2 separate regions of the Mus musculus genome follow, and region 2 is linked to region 1. Evidence: chromatin contacts called from ENCODE Hi-C or POLR2A ChIA-PET data. All regions are on one chromosome and are shown on one strand. Each heading gives the region's core, a stretch centred on a gene start or an enhancer-like site at or near the end of the contact. The rest is flanking DNA. Distances are from core to core; before and after follow the strand shown.

Region 1 (4,985 bases), core at 1,098-3,597:
GGTCTCATAGGTGGAGGTCAGTGAAGTCAAACAGCTAGGCTAGAAGCAGGGGCATTTCTGAGTCTTGGGCTCAGGGTGTGAACTAGGAGCTGGGATTGTGTCTACATATGGTCAAAAACTGAGTCTCTGGGCAGGCACTCTTGGGTGCGTTGTGGGAAACATGGAGACAAGGCATGGTGACCTGTTAGCTGGGAGTTCTTTCCAAGTAGGTGGGGGAATTTTTTCTGAGTGGCAGGGGCTAGAGGTGGGGAAGGAGGGCAAATAGGGTTTCCCAGCTTGTGCAGAGGGATGACCAGGGGTTCCAGCCTAACACTGTAGACTAGCATGTTCCTGTATATTTCCTTTGTTTTTTGACCCAGGCTACTCTCCTGCCTCTTCAGCCGTTTTAGTGCTAGGATTACTGGTGTGTGGCCTCTTTGCCAGACTAGGAAGTTTCGGTGCTTATCATTTTATGCAGCTTTGCCTTCTTTTTACATTTCAAAGTTCAAAACCACTTGTGATGGACTCTGGGGGAGGGGCTCAATGTAGCAAGCTGCCTGCTCCTATCCAACTGCCTATGAATTTGTGTTCATATAAGAACATAGCACAGCCGGGCGTGGTGGCGCACGCCTTTAATCCCAGCACTCGGGAGGCAGAGGCAGGCGGATTTCTGGAGTTCGAGGCCAGCCTGGTCTACAAAGTGAGCTCCAGGACAGCCAGGGCTATACAGAGAAACCCTGTCTCGAAAAACCAAAAAAAAAAAAAAAAAAAAAAAGAACATAGCACATCCCAGAGGACACAAACTCTTAAGAAGGGGCTATTTCCAAATAATATTCTTAAACACACACACACAAACACATATACGTGTACACACACATATGTGTATATATACACTATTCTAAAACTAAACATAGGCTAGCTACCTCTCTAAGCATTTAAGTTACCTCTACATTAGCATTTAAATGAAGTCATTAAACCATTGAGGAAGGGGCAACCTTTACTGCCTGACAAGCAGCAGAGAAACACTTTAGAGGTCTCTTAAGGTGAGCCTTTGTGATTGTGATTTGTCAGGCCTAGGGGGGATTCAGGGAAGAGACTTTCAAGCTTGAGCAAATGGGCAGATACCTCCCTCCTCTTTCTAGACTTCTTTCATATGCTGCAGGTGGGATGGGGGATATGACAGGGTACATTTGAAGCCACCAGAAAAGAAGGGATACAAATATCATGTTGGTTGAGAACAGAGGATTAAATGACCCTTGGTTAAAGTGAAATACAAGCAGTATGAATAAGCAAGCAATTTAGCTCTTTGATAACCCGTTATCTGTGTTACAAAAACAAAAAACCAAACCCCCCCCAAAAACGGTAGAGCAAGACCACAGGATGGGTGGAGTTGTTACACTGTGCCTGACTCAGGCAAACAATCACTGCCTCAAGGCCAGGCTGTTACTGCCCACATAGAAACAGGCTTCCTCAAAACAAGCCCCTTTTAGCTTTTTACTTTCCTGCCTGCTGCATGCACGTAATCTAATAAACTGCTTTTTCTGTTTGGAGAATATTTTTTACACTGGAGTCACCCAAATGACACGGCCAGCCAGCACAGAAGGCTCAACTGGTGATTAAATAAGAAAATTCTTTAGTTCCTTGCCTAAGCACATCACAGGTACTCAATAAATGCTAGAACGTGATATTAGCAAATTTTGGCTAGACTCTGCAACTGTTTAAAGTGACCTCGTTGGGCTGAGAGATGGCTCAGCAGTAAAGCGTTCATGCTGTTTTTCCAAAGTAGAGTTTGATTGCTGGCAGCCACAGCAGGCTGAATACTGCTGTTTGTAACTCCAGCTCCAGGGGATTTGAAACCTCTGGCCTCCACAGGTACCAGCACTCGTTCACAAAGCCACATGTACATATACACACATTGCGTAACTAAAAATAAATCTTAAACATATTTTTAAAAAGTTGCTTATGCAAAGCAGATTTTAAAAAAAAATTGCAAAACACTTGAGGATGCTTTTTCATAGTTCGGCCAGGCACAGCAGCATAGAAATGAGAGAAACCAGGAAATGGAAACTAGAGTGTAGATGCTTCTATTCAGCTCAAGACTGATTGTGAGAAAGGAAGTAAGATAGGCCACGCCTTTCCAAAGTCTCGGCCACACAAGGACTTTGCGGCTGCGGGCCTAATGTGGCCGGCGCTCTTGGCTGGATTGCCGGAGAAGGCATCCGCCAGGAGTCGGCTCTCAAAGGCTTTACCAGAGAACGCGGCGAGCCAGGTCTACAGCTCGCCCAGCCGGGCCTCCACTCCGGCAGTCTAAATGAACTTCCACTTAACCGAGCTCCTTTCCCTGCATCCCCCGCGGTGGTGGTATGACGTAACTTCCGGCCGCTGAACGCACGTGGGAGGAAGTGCTGGTGCCCGCGGCTGCCGCTCCTGCTAGTCTCGTTGGTTACACTCTCCCGCTGGCCCGGCTGCTGTTTCGAGCTGCCCGCTGGTCATGGGAGTCCCGGCGTTCTTCCGCTGGCTCAGCCGCAAGTACCCGTCCATCATTGTCAACTGCGTGGAGGAGAAGGTGAGGAGGCGGCCAGTACGCCGGAGTGGGGACCCGGCGTGGCAGGTCTAGGCCGAGGCCCTCGGGGATGGGCGCCCGCCCCAAGCTGCCTCACGGGCCGCTTCGCGGGTTCGCGGTTCCGGAGGCGGTCTGGGCGGAGCGAGGGCGAGTAGGGGGCTTTGGGGGCTTGGGCGGCTCCTCCCCCGCCTGCGAAGCGGGGCACCCCAGGCTCCGCCCACGGCTTTGTTCCCTCCGCGCCGCTCACTGAGCTCCAAAGGGCGCCCAGGCTAGTCAGCCCCCCTAGCGCGGGCAGCAAGGTTGGCAGGGTAGGGACCGCTGGTTGGTCCACTGTCTTGAGCCCGGAGTTCCCGTTGGCTGGATCGCTTGTTTTCCACCCGAGCCTGGCCATTTGTTGCAGTTAAGCGTGCGCGGGCAGCAGCTAGTTACGAAGGACTAGGCTAGGGGAGCGCTCTTTCTCCCTGGCGGGCTTTGCTGTACGAATGCCGGGCAGCTCGCTGTGTTTCACTTCCTGCCTCCGTTAGTTTGCTAGTTTACAGGCAGACTTTTAAGTCGTTCCGATTCGTGAGTGTTGCTTTTGTCGTTCGCGTAATTCTGTCGAGTTCGACTTTGTACTCTAAGTTAGAATTTCTGGATTGGAAAAGTTCCGGGCACATGTGTCCCCTCCCACTTTCGGCTTTAGAACCGCCTCTCTCCAAGAACCTATTTCTCCCGCTGAAGTTATTTACTTTCTCACTTCCTGTCTTAGAAGAAACCAAAAGCTTTGTTTTGGTGACAATCCTAGTATATTTTTGTGTTCTCCAAAGACAAATTGCTAAGCTGAACCATTATTTCTTTATAAACATTGTGTTCTCCTGGGGGGGGGGGGTCTTCCAAAGGGAGAGCCACTTTTTCGTAACAGACACTTTGAACTGTTTTGGTTGTGTCTCTTAATATGGTTAAGTTTGATTTATCGGTTTTAGGTCTATCTAATTTTGGGTAGAAGAGGAATTAGCTATTTATTCACCACCACCCCAGTTTTTCTAATGCTAATCCATAAATCTGACGGTAAAATTTGTAATTTAACGGAGAACTCGTTTAAACGTATATCGGGCCAAGGCGTGGCACATACTTTTACTCCCAGCACTTGGGAGAGAGGTAGGCTTGAGTTTTGGAGGTCAGCCAGATATACACAGAGTTCAAAGCAAACCAAGGCTTACGTAATGAGACCCTCTTGCAAAACAAACAAAAATTCTATCGCCTATACAAAGTATCATTTCTATTTCTAAGATTGATGTTATTTCCCCGCACCCCCCCCCCCAGCTGTTTAACTTTTTGGTTCCCCTGTACATTTTAGTTCTCATTCAAGATTGTCAAACCTTTGACCATACAAGCTTCGATAGAAGCAGTGTTGTTGGCTGTTTTTAATTGTGATTGTAGTTTAGGCTGTTTATCTTTTATTCGCGCTAGCTCCTCCCTTACCCCCTCCCTTTCACCCCTAGTTGGGTACACTTTATACCTTTCCCCATCCAAATTCTTTTATCAGGCATTCCGTCAAGTCCTTTTTTTTTTTTTTTTTTTTTTTTTTTGGTCCATTGCGCCTCTTTTTTTTATTAGGTATTTTCCTCATTTACATTTCCAATGCTATCCCAAAAGTCCCCCATACCCTCCTCCCCACTCCCCTACCCACCCACTCCCACTTTTTGGCCCTGGCGTTCCCCTGTACTGGGGCCATTGCGCCTCTTTTAAGTATTAATTTTTTAATTTTTTAAGTAGGATCTCCCTACTTAGCCACAAACTCCAGACCCTCAGACACAGGCAAGCTGGGATTGCCTGTATACTGCCACTCCCAGCCTGGAGTTGTCTTTATGTCTGTTTTCTTCACAGCACTTTTTTCAGTATGCTTCCTGGAAAGGTGCTTCTTGAGAATTACTCTTTGCTAAATAGCTCATCTTTCTTGGCTTAAATCTATCCTTGGTTTTTACGTTTGAATTGACTTTTTAGAAAATGCCACTGTGTGATCTGAGTTTTCTGTCATTGTAGGTCCCAAAATTTATTTTCTCCATGAGTATGAGTCCAAGCTGGAAAACCATTTCCCATGAAGATGTTGGAAACACTCTTTCCAGCTGTTATTGTTGATGAAAAGTCACATATTTTCTTTTAAGACAAGGTCTCACTGTGTTGCTCTGGTTGGCCTCAAATTTGACTGTCTCTAATTTCCCAAGTGCTGGGATTAAAGGTGCTGGCCCCTAGGCCTGCCAGTTTTGTGACATTTATTTAGCCAGGTTTTTGGTAGCATTTGCCATGTATCAGACCCTGTTCTGGGCACTGTATTGATATTATGGTGTTAGGTACTTATTTCGGAAAAGAAAGTTGTTTTTCAAGCTTTTGAAAATTTTCAATATTTTTGATAACCTATTCAGCTAACGTCAGTACCAGTGTGAAAACTGGGAAGGTCATGTGC
Region 2 (4,985 bases), core at 718-3,217, 1.7 Mb after region 1:
ATGCTAATTTGGACAGAGACCCATGTGAAGCTCTTCCCAAGAATATTATTAGTGTTCGTGCTTTACAGAGGAGGCAGCTGGTTACCAGGTAGGCAAACTCACATCACAATCACACTGATGATACCCAAAAGACACAGTGCTGAAGCTGCAAGTAACTATGTGTATGCCCAGCTTTCAACACTGACTCTAGAAACTGCCAAGTCCAAAATTGAAGAGTGGGCAAAGATTTTGCTTAGCATGCTGAGCAGGCCTTGTGTTCAACCACCATTACACAGACACTCACACATACACTGAAGGTGACAGTCCTAACACTCACTGACGGTCTGGACATGAGATATTATTTATGTCAAGTTGACAAGGGATGGATTGTAGTGGTTATTCCTGGTTGTCAGTTTGGCTATATCTGGAATGAACTACAATCCAGAATTGGAGGACACACCTGTGATCCAGATCTTGAGGCTGGAAGACACAAGTTTCTAACCTGCATCTTGGCATGGAGATTTTGGGGCATAGTGGCCATGAAAAGTTTAGGCTAAACAAGGTAGTACACACCTTTAATGCCAGGAGATTGAGGCAAGGAGAACCCTGACTAATATGGGGGTGGTGGAATGGTGGAGGAGGGGGAGGGGGAGGGGAGAGAAAGAGAGAGAGAGGGGAGGGGAAGGGGAGAGAAAGAGGGAGAGGGGGGAGGGGTGGAGGAGAGGAAGGGGAGAGGGAGAGAGAGAGAGAGAGAGAGAGAGAGAGAGAGAGAGAGATTCTATCCTCTAGAGAACCTTGACGAATACGCTCAACTGTGTCAGTGGCCAGTCCTTTAGAATCAGAGGCATCTCTAATCTCCCAAATTCAAGGGCTACTGAAAGAATAAAGGTCAAGTTCTCCCTCAGGAAAAGTCCTGGGACCTACCACTACTTTATCCCCAGGTTTACTACATATTTTTGTGTAACTACTGCTCCAAAGGCACTTATTCATCCTTGAAACTCAGACTCCAACTTAATTCTTTCAATAATGAAAACTTTTCACTCACTTAACTCCAGTGGGAAGTGACCTATATTGAACAGCCATTCTCGTTTCTTAAATCTAAAAACAAATGTTCCCTTAGTAACATGAGCAAAAGGAGCCGAGAGGTTGGTAACAAAATACAGATTAAAGTACTTAATTGAACAAAGCCACTTACAAACAGCTCTCCTAGCCGGGCAGATGAAGCAAAGAATCAGGTCTCAGCAAAGTTAGCTCTTTGGGTTTTGATACACGAAGCAGTTTCCCAATTTCCCACGCGAAATGGCTCCATTTCTATGCTAGGTATCTAGACAGCTCCAGATTAAAACAAATTCAGTGTCTTAAATGAGGTGGTACTGCGCCGCAGCTGGAGCCAGCAGGAAACTCAATTTGCACTGCATAGAAAGTCAACTACCATTGTCCCCTTGCCCGCCTCTTCGACCTCAGTTCTCACTAGACTAAAATTTGTTCTCTTATAAGTTCATCTGCTTGTCAACTCTAAGTAGCTTCACCTTAGGAAGGGTGCGCTCAGCTAAGATATTTGACCATATTTGACCACAAGGACTTCCACAGACTCTCAGATTTAGCCTTCCACCGGGTTCCTACACTACGGGTGTCTATGTGCTGGGTTCAGTCCAGAGCCTTATTGAAGCCATGCTGTTGTCTCCCTAGTTAGCATCAACCAGTGAAGCTCCACGTTGAAGCTTCACGAGTCTCCACAAGATATCATCCCAACACACACAGAAGAAGGGAGCCAGATCTAGCAAAGACAGATATCTCTTATTAACCAAGCCTTCCACAGCTAAGCGCGTTGACTCCACCCTCTCCACAACATCCAATCAGAGCTCCCTCAACCGGATCTTCTAGGATAGTGCCTAACCCGGAACCTACACTGTCTTTGCCGCCACACCTGGGCGGAGCCAAGTTTTCTACTGGCTCGCGTAGCTGCCCGTCGCGGGGAGGCGGGAGTCGACGGGAACCGGGATGCTAGCGCCTGCGCACATTGCAGCTTGCGGCGCGCGGGAAGCCACTACCGGCGCTTAACCGTTCCTCGCCTCCTGGACGTCGGCTTCTCAGGCGGAGCCTCTGGGAGGAAGAGGAGAACAGGAGAGAAACTCTTCTGGCCCGGGACCGCGACCGGGGCGGAACCCGGGACCGAGTCGCCTTGGCGGCGCTGACCGAGATCGAGCAGGTAAGTGAGCGCTCCTGCCTGGCCGTCTGGCAACGCCGCGGCACCAGGGACCTCTTCCCTTTTCTTAGGCTCAATAAGACATGGATGTTGTCCTTTCCTCCACGTGGTGTCTCTGCAACCTGGCATCAGGCTTTTTTATGTGCAGAACCGTGGCGGTGAGTTTGCCATACCCGGAGGAGAGCAGCAGTTTGGGGCCGGGGGATGTAAGAAGCGACTCCCAGCTGGAAATGAGGCCCGGGGCACGGCTGCCGTTTCTGAGGTCCAACTCCAGGAAACTACAGTATGAACCATGGGAGTGGAGCATCTTTCTGACTCTCACTCTACTATGTTTCGGTCGTACTGCTCTCTCCTTAAGAGAGAAAGATGACCGGGTTCTGTGGGTAGCTGAGGACCAGAAATAGGGGTGATCATCTTTGGGGGCGTGACCAATGTTAGGGCGAAGCATTGTGGCCTAAAGAAGTGGGGATGAGGTGGTTGGACAGAGAAATATGGTTACCTTGGAGAACATTGTTAAGCCAGCATCCCTAGAGCTGTTTTCATATAGAACTGCTTTCAAAAAAATCCTGGAACTTAGTAAGCATAGCTCTGACTCCCTTGCTTCCGTAGAATGAAGCAAGTAAGTTTGTAACTCTTTTTGTAAAGTTGTTACAGTGACTTGTGCAATGATGATTGAGGGAATGTACCTAAACTACTAAGCAAACAGCACTTCAGATTGATTGTTGAGTCGGAGGACCTTGGTGAGAGAGTGGCAAGAGCAGTATCAAGCTGGCTCCGAATTCATCTATAGGGCCAGCTTCCTCCTTGCTCTGTGTGGAATCCATCGTTCATAAACTGATAAGCTTAAAAAAATGAAACCGGGCATGGTGGCGCACGCCTTGAATCCCAGCACTTGGGAGGCAGAGGCAGGCGGATTTCTGAGTTCGAGGCCAGCCTGGTCTACAAAGTGAGTTCCGGGACAGCCAGGGCTACACAGAGAAACCCTGTCTCGAAAAACCAAAAAAAAAAAAATGTTGGCCCAGGCATGGTCGTGCACACCTTTATTCCCAGCACAAAAGGCAGAGGCGGATGTCATGAGTTCAAAGCCAGTGTGGTCTACATAGAAGTGGCAGAAATACATAGAGAGAACGTGTCTCAATAAAATAATAAAGGCTCTTGAAATGAAAAAGCATGTGTTCACAGCTTAAAGTTTTAAGCTTACTCTGTAGAGACCCTGTTTCTGGAAATTGGCAAATAATATAAATTACTTGTGTCCTATTTTCAGTAATATTGATCAGTACTAGGTTCTTTTAAGTGGAAATAGTTAACCATAGAAAAAATTAGCAGCCATTCCTGTTGTAAAAAGAAAAGCCATGCTGCTTATGTGATGGAACTTTAATGTTTTAAGGAACTGTGATCTTCCGGAATCTCCCTGAGACTGTTTGAATGCTAGAGCCTTTCTGCTATGGTGTCATGGCCCTGCTGGTCTTAAATGGTGGCCATTAATGCTGAAGACATAAATTCTAGTTAGTCTTGGGTTTACTTGTTATGGGCATTGTAACCACTGTCCTCCACTCTCCTGAGAAATATGCCATTCCCTGCATCTTCTGGGTCCTTGTTGGATTATTTCATGGTAGTCTTTTCCCATACAGGCACCTGCTCTCCTTTGTTGGGTCAGTAACCACTCACTTCTACAGCGGGAGACACAGGTTTTACTAAGATGAGCCACACCCTGGTTGCCTAGGGGCAGTCACACCTATCCACGCTTTTAGGAAAGCAGACTTCAGGTATCAAATGTACTTTAATAATTATAAATGGATTTTAAAACCCATTGTAAGGTGAACATATTGGACTTTTTTTTTTGACCAAGCTTACTATTTAGCCCAGACTGGTCTACAATTCCTGTCTCAGATTCTCCAGTGTGCTCCACCACTCCTGACTTAAAGTCCCTAACTCAGTGCTGGATGTGGTGGTGCACTGTCTAGTTTAATTTTCTGTTCCTTTTTTTTCTTTTTTCTCTCTCTCGAGGAAACTAAGGATTGGAAAGATGAAATAGGTAGCCATTGAGCTGACTGCCTTTGATTCCAGATCTATATATCATGACCCTGCCTTTAAAATAAATAGGCTTGAGTCTGAGCCTGAAGTCATCTGCCTGTAGTATGTAAATGTTCTGTTACCTATAGAAAAATAGGGTTGGGAGCTAGATGGGTCAATGGGTAAAGGTGCTTTCTGTCAAACCTAACGACCTGAGTTTTTGATTCCTCGGAGGCATGAGATGGTAGGCAGACATGGTAGGCAGGCAGAGAGGACTCTTGCCTGGTCTCCTTTGACCTACAATGAGCCATGGCATGCACCAAATCACATGCACACAAACACTATTTTAAAAATTAAAACTTGAAAGAAAACTTTTCTCACGGCAGAATAGACTTTGAAATTCACTTGTGTTCACTTGACCTTTGCTGTCCTACAGTCCCTGGATCCCTAAGGAGGAGGCGCTCAGGCGGAGGCCTCTTGTCAGCAGAACCAGAGATGGCATCAGTAGATTTCAAGACCTATGTGGACCAGGCCTGCAGAGCTGCAGAGGAATTTGTCAATGTCTATTACACGACTATGGATAAGCGGCGTCGGCTGCTGTCCCGCCTGTACATGGGCACAGCCACTTTAGTATGGAATGGAAATGCTGTTTCAGGACAAGAATCCTTGAGTGAGTTTTTTGAGATGTTGCCTTCCAGTGAGTTCCAAATCAGCGTGGTAGACTGCCAGCCTGTCCATGATGACGCTACACCAAGCCAGACCACCGTGCTTGTGGTCATCTGTGGAA

Evidence for each region. A loop is a pair of places that touch in the nucleus more often than their neighbours do. ChIA-PET counts read pairs that join two places held with the same protein, here RNA polymerase II (POLR2A).
Region 2: a loop to region 1 is called in a map of v-Abl transformed pro-B cells, with 6 times the contacts of the local background. The contact joins the promoter of Nxt1 here to the promoter of Xrn2 in region 1. A Hi-C loop is called at or near these places in 1 of 37 maps with a recorded cell type or tissue (v-Abl transformed pro-B cells). POLR2A ChIA-PET finds 5 or more read pairs at or near these places in 1 of 5 experiments (Patski).

The regions. Positions count from the first base shown.
Region 1 is chr2:147,010,652-147,015,636 of GRCm38, forward strand. It overlaps Xrn2 (5'-3' exoribonuclease 2), which reads left to right and starts at 2,348. Exons shown (of 30, transcript NM_011917.3): 1 at 2,348-2,545. The coding sequence starts at 2,471.
Region 2 is chr2:148,670,648-148,675,632 of GRCm38, forward strand. Nxt1 (NTF2-related export protein 1) reads left to right here and starts at 1,968. Exons shown (of 2, transcript NM_019761.6): 1 at 1,968-2,188; 2 at 4,635-4,985. The coding sequence starts at 4,694.